2 separate regions of the Homo sapiens genome follow, and region 1 is linked to region 2. The links are chromatin loops, found by intact Hi-C in ENCODE. Cell type or tissue: Caco-2. All regions are shown on one strand. Each heading gives the region's core, and the rest is flanking DNA. Links, peaks and the distances in the headings are about the cores only. Region 1 has its middle 810 kb from the start of LINC02476. Region 2 has its middle 730 kb from the start of LINC02476.

Region 1 (2,932 bases), core at 208-2,707, 76 kb before region 2:
CTTCTTCACACTACTACAGCCAGATGTCTACTTGTAGAGCTTATATCCCAAGTCACTTACTGAGGAAAGATTTACTTGCTTGTTTACTTTTTATAGTGAGAAGTGAAAGCAAAGTCTTACTTAATAAAGAATGGAGTGTTAGTTATAGGAAAAAAAGGACACAGAAATGAAACCTGAGGTAAATTTGTTTAATGTCTTGATTTTTCCAGTGACAGTCCAATATGGGTATTGTGGGTAAAAAAGGTATCTTCATAAGCTCTTGAGTGTATGGAAACAGCCCATGGAGAGTAAAGAGTGTGAGAGACTGAAGTTCTGTTTGCTATGATGTGCTTTGGGAATCTGGGTAGCCAAATCAATCTTTGAGCTTCAACACCCTAGTCACTACTAAAGAGTTGAACTATATGATTTGGCACTCATCTCTAAATATCTAGCTATACAGAAGTTACATTAGAGTCAATTTTAATATAGAATTTCTTGGTTTCCTCTGTAAAGTTCTGATTCAGTGTGTGAGACAAGGAGGCAAGGTATTTGTTTTTAGCCAGCTTCTCTGTAGAGTCTACATGGAGCCAAGCTATTGGGGCACTGCTCTCTTCCCCTCCACGCCACACCAAGGTTTCATGATTCTTCCTCTTGCCTATGTCAGGTATTATAAGTAGATATTCTTTTTTTCTAAACAATTATACAACAAAAATATGGTGTTTTCTTGGTGCATTGGATTTCTCTGAAATCAAATGTCTTTTCCCCTCCCCCATTGATTATGGTATCTGGTTCAGTTACTGAATATAGTTTATGTAGGTGTTAGCAGCTCTGCAAAAAGGAGATTGCTTACTTAGTAAAAATACTGGTACAGCCCTCTCTACATGAACCAATAATGCATGTCAGGCCAAAGAGGGCTGGAAAAATCTTTGCATCACTCATCGTGTTGTCTGTTCACATTGAAGGGGTGGCCTGCCCCTTCACACCTGTGGGCGTTTCTCGTCAGGTGGAACGAGAGACTTGAGAAAAGAAAGAGACACAGAGACAAAGTATAGAGAAAGAAAATGGGCCCAGGGGACAGGTGCTCAGCATACAGAGGACCCACACCGGCCCCAGTCTCTGAGTTCCCTCAGTATTTATTGATCATTATCGGGGGTTTCTCGGGGAGGGAGATGTGGCAGGACAATAGGGTAATAGTGGAGAGAGGGTCAGCAGGAAAACATGTGAACAAATGTCTCTACATCATAAACAAAGTAAAGGAAAAAGTGCTGTGCTTTTGATGTACATAAACATCTCAATGCCTTAAAGAGCAGTATTGCCTCCAGCCTGTCTCACCTCCAGCCCTAAGGCGGTTTTCTCCTATCTTAGTAGATGGAATATACAATCCGGTTTTACACTCAGACATTCCATTGCCCAGGGACCAGCAGGAGACAGATGCCTTCCTCTTATCTCAACTGCAAAGAGACCTTCCTCTTTTACTAAGCCTCCTCAGCACAGACCCTTTATGGGTGTCAGGCTGGGGGACAGCCAGGTGTTTCCCTCCCCACAAGGCCATATTTCAGCCTATCACATGGGGAGAAAACTTGGACAATACCTAGCTTTCCTAGGCAGAGGTCCCTGCAGCCTTCCGCAGTGTTTTGTGTCCCTGGGTACTTGAGATTAGGGAGTGGTGATGACTTTTAACAAGCATGCTGCCTTCAAGCATTTGTTTAACAAAGCACATCCTGCATTACCCTTAATCCATTAAACCTTGAGTCAACACAGCGCATGTTTCTGTGAGCACAGGGTTGGGGGTAGGGTTACAGATTAACAGCATCTCAAGGCAAAATAATTTTTCTTAGTACAGAACAAAATGGAGTCTCTCATGTCTACTTCTTTCTACATAGACACAGTAACAGTTTGATCTCTCTTTCTTTTCCCCACACACATCCCCTAAGAAAATATATTTTTGCATTTGTTCTACTATTGACTTATTTTCTTAACATTTTAAACCTTAAGAACAAAGGTTAAATAAAGCACACCACATAATCTTGCAGGGGATATTTGCATTTTAAAACTGCCAGTAATAGAAGAACGTGATAGCACACGTAGGCATAGGTTTTGATCAAAGATGGGAGATATAGGGGACTCTGAAAAAAATCTCTAGGAGTAATGAAAAGTAAATAGAGATGGGCTTAAAATAACTCATAGACTATCTCATTTTTGACTTGTATTGTTTTTGTATCACAGGAATTTGAGCACATAAATATAGTTTCTATGAAGTACTGATCATATTCCTTCAGCTTAGTGACATAGCTAAGTTCAAGTTAAAGTAGAGTAGGCTGTCATTAGTAAAAATGCCCAGATAACAAAAAATAATCATGGACCAAACATAATTTTCATAACTATAAAAGTTTAATGTTCAGACTGCTTTTAAGTTTTTCAATGATTTTTTTTCAATCAGACACATTTTTATGCTTCACACATTTTCATGCTTCACACATTTGTAAGATTTGCAGGATAAGAAATTGTGGCCATTTTTAGAGCATAGGAAAATGACATACACAGAATTGTCTTACATAAAGTCACAGGAAGAGAAATCGTTGATCCACAACAAGGACTCAGTACTTTTAGAAATTTGCAACAATCAAAATTAGAAAATGGATTGTTTGAGGCAAGCAATTTCAATCTCATTTACTAGAGTAGGAGCTCTTCAAATATCTGGTAGGTGATCGCCTAAAAAGAACAATAAAACAAACTATTTGGGGGAACTTTAGATATAATTTATCACACAAAATGCTGAATGACTTGGAAAGCAGCTCAGAGTCCTAAATCAATGGCAAACGTGAATGTTTTTTCATCCATCACCCAGTGATATTAGAGGTGACAACCTGGTGAAGGCAACAGAATTCTGCACATTTTATGATGAGATTTGCTACTGCATTTTATGAGAGGTATTTTGAATGAAAACTTTGTC
Region 2 (2,932 bases), core at 153-2,652:
AAAGATTATGGAAACATTCCAACATTTAATCCAGCAGCAGGAAAGGAGGAATCCAGAGAGAAGACATAAATGGTCATTAGTAGGGAAGATAAGGAGAGTTGTATTTTCACCCTACTCAGTCCAAATTATTTAATTAAGCCATTACACAACTGAGGGAGTAAAAGTGATTGTTTTTTCAGAATGTATGATTCATAAGAGTTATTGGAAAATTTGAATGTTTATAATCATATTGTTTTACTTTCCTTAACATTTTAGATAATGCATTTATGTATTTATTTATTTTTGTTGTCTTTTTTAAAAACTACATTTTATTGTGTATATTTAAGGTGTACAGTACAATGTTATAAAATACACATATATGAAAATGATTTTTATAGTGAAACAAATGAACATATCAGTCATCTCAGTTTTTAATATCAAAATAGATAATATAGTTGAGCATTTGCCATTTTTGGCTAAATTGTGTATTTTTTAAAACTGCACACGCTGAAAAGGACATGGATTTAACTCAAATTATCACAGATTCTGAAATTTGTACATCATACGATTAGTTTAAGTATTTAAAATGTTTGTAAATATAGAAATTTAACAAGTAAAATATGTATTTATTCCATATTAAAATATAATATACTCATTAAAAATGTTGCCCTATAATACATGGAAAAATCACACACTATGCACACTTTATTGTTAAAGAATAACACTACTGTTAAGGAATACAGGAACCAACTGTATTAGGGTTCAACCACAGGACAGAAAATATGCAGCAATTGGAATAAATGAAAATGCAATATGAGAATTATTTAAAAGCAGGAAGGCATTTATTCTAAAGAATAAAGAATTATAGACAACAGTCACTGTTGCTAGGGTGGAGTCAGAACCCCCAAGGAAGCAATAAATCTGGAGGATTCCCTTCCTTCAGTGGCCTGGCCATTCAGGCCTCATGGCAGAGAGCACAACTCTGGCTCTGGATGACAGAATTTGCTAAGGTGCCTCAAGCAAGCAGAGGTGTCCTGTGAGGCTGCTGCGGAAATGACTGGGAAGCTACTGGAACTGGCTGGAGCAAATGCCGCTGGCTGCCTTTCCTGCATGCAGCTAACACACAGTAGGAGAAAAAAGGAAACAAGCACACTGGAATCAAGTCCTTTTCTACTCTTGTGTCTCACCAGCGCCATCTACTGACAAACCTTAAGCGTCTTGCCAGCTGACATAGGAGAAAAGTATATTTTTTAAATGTTTTTAATTGAAACAATAGAGTTCAGAAAAGCCATGAAAAATGAATTTGGAGCTGAGAGGTAAGAAAACAATAACTGACATGCCAACATTTACGATGGAAAATGTATGAAATCTGGAAAGATCACAGGTGGATTGATAGCTACATAGACAGGCAGATATAGATATTAAATATTTTGGCATATGGGAAATAGTGGAAAGTATTACATAATGTTTTAAATAATATACTGTTCATTACAAGAAATTAATATGATGGTATAAAATGTTTATTATTTCCACAACCGAAAAAGAAGTGGAAACAGGAGAAGGTCTAGCATCAACAGTAAGGATTTCTATAAAATAAAATAAGCTTTCATTTTAATAAGACACACATCATTAGGAAAAAATAGACTGGAATATTCTTGGTTATATTTTTGACTAGAAAAATAAAGATCTTTAGGATTTTCAGGAATCTCCAGATTTAACTCACCAAGTTCATGAAAATTGATATCACCAACCCAATATTTTCTCTACTAGAATTGCCTTATTTGAAAGACTGTGTCTGAACTTAGACCCAGTGTAACTAATTTTATGAATATATATATATTTATATATATATATATATAAACAGATTCTGATAAATTCTAAGAGTTGTTTAGCATGTCGGAATCTTTTCTGTGTCCAGCCATAGTCTATTAAAACAGCTTTTCTCAAAGTGTGGTCTTGGGATCAGCAGCATCACTATCACCCAGGAACTCATTACGTCAGGTTGTGTCCTGACCTCAGCCACTGAGGTCAGGCCCCAACCAAGATCTCCTGGATGAGACATTTTGAGGAGTGGGCCCAGTAATCTGTATTTTCAGAGCATTTCTAGGTGATTCTGATGCATGCCAAAGTTTGAGAATCACTGATGAGTTTCTCTATCATAAGTTTTATTGACAATTGCTCTAGATTCATAAAATATTTAATGAATATCTCTTTTTAGAAGTCTACTTGAATATAGTTTATTCTGAGGGTTGCTTCTTCTGGTAGAGTTTCCCATTTATATCTGACTTGTCCACTGAATGAACATATTAGAAGTATTGCTGTTACCTGAAGCTTATTATGTATGGACAAAAATAACATGTAGTTGGCTGGAGTTTAAACATTAGAAACAGAGCAAATATTATTACTTGAAATGTACTAACACTAAAATAAATGAAAACCTTATTCTGGTGTTCAAACTATGTATTTTAGCTCTGTTGTTTTATAAATCAATGTTTCAAATAATATATATATATGCAATTTTATATACAAAAACATGTAGTACATTATTCTCATTTCAAAAGAAACGTGCAATTTAGTGTTCGGCACCCCAAATCTTTCAAATTTTTGCCATTTGGAGCACTGAAGAAAATCAAAAACAGCAACTAATTCAATACTGTAACATGTTTAAATTGAGCAGTATATAAATTCAGATTTTTGTTCTTCTGCTGGGAAAATCCCCCTCAACACTTCAAGATCCATCACCATATCCTACAAGTATCCTACTAAGTAGTACTTTTTACTTTTACTTGGTAATCAAATCGATATAAAATTCTATAAGCTAATGGCACCAAGCTACTTAAAGCAGATATTAGTAAAACCAATTCTATATTCCAGATGAATTTTCTTCATCTCCAAAATTGTATTTTAATTTAAAGTTTTTTATACCACTTGCTAGGAAGCTAAAAGTTTTCAT

What was found. Hi-C counts contacts between places; a loop is a spot of excess contacts. Peaks named below come from ENCODE experiments on the same cell type or tissue, not always from the same donor. Only the 100,000 strongest peaks of a DNase experiment are listed, where the experiment ranks them.
Region 1: a loop joins it to region 2, with 3 times the contacts of the local background. A loop is called at or near these places in 3 of 110 quality-filtered maps.

The regions. Positions count from the first base shown.
Region 1 is chr7:119,099,311-119,102,242 of GRCh38, forward strand. No RefSeq gene overlaps it. Among named protein-coding and RNA genes, the nearest start is that of LINC02476, 810 kb to the right of the region's middle. RefSeq lists an enhancer at 1,417-2,005. In Caco-2, for the core only: no CTCF peak of the experiment used is centred there; a DNase peak (open chromatin) is centred at 1,621.
Region 2 is chr7:119,175,038-119,177,969 of GRCh38, forward strand. No RefSeq gene overlaps it. Among named protein-coding and RNA genes, the nearest start is that of LINC02476, 730 kb to the right of the region's middle. In Caco-2, for the core only: CTCF peaks have their summits at 1,178 (motif pointing left) and 1,379; a DNase peak (open chromatin) is centred at 1,134.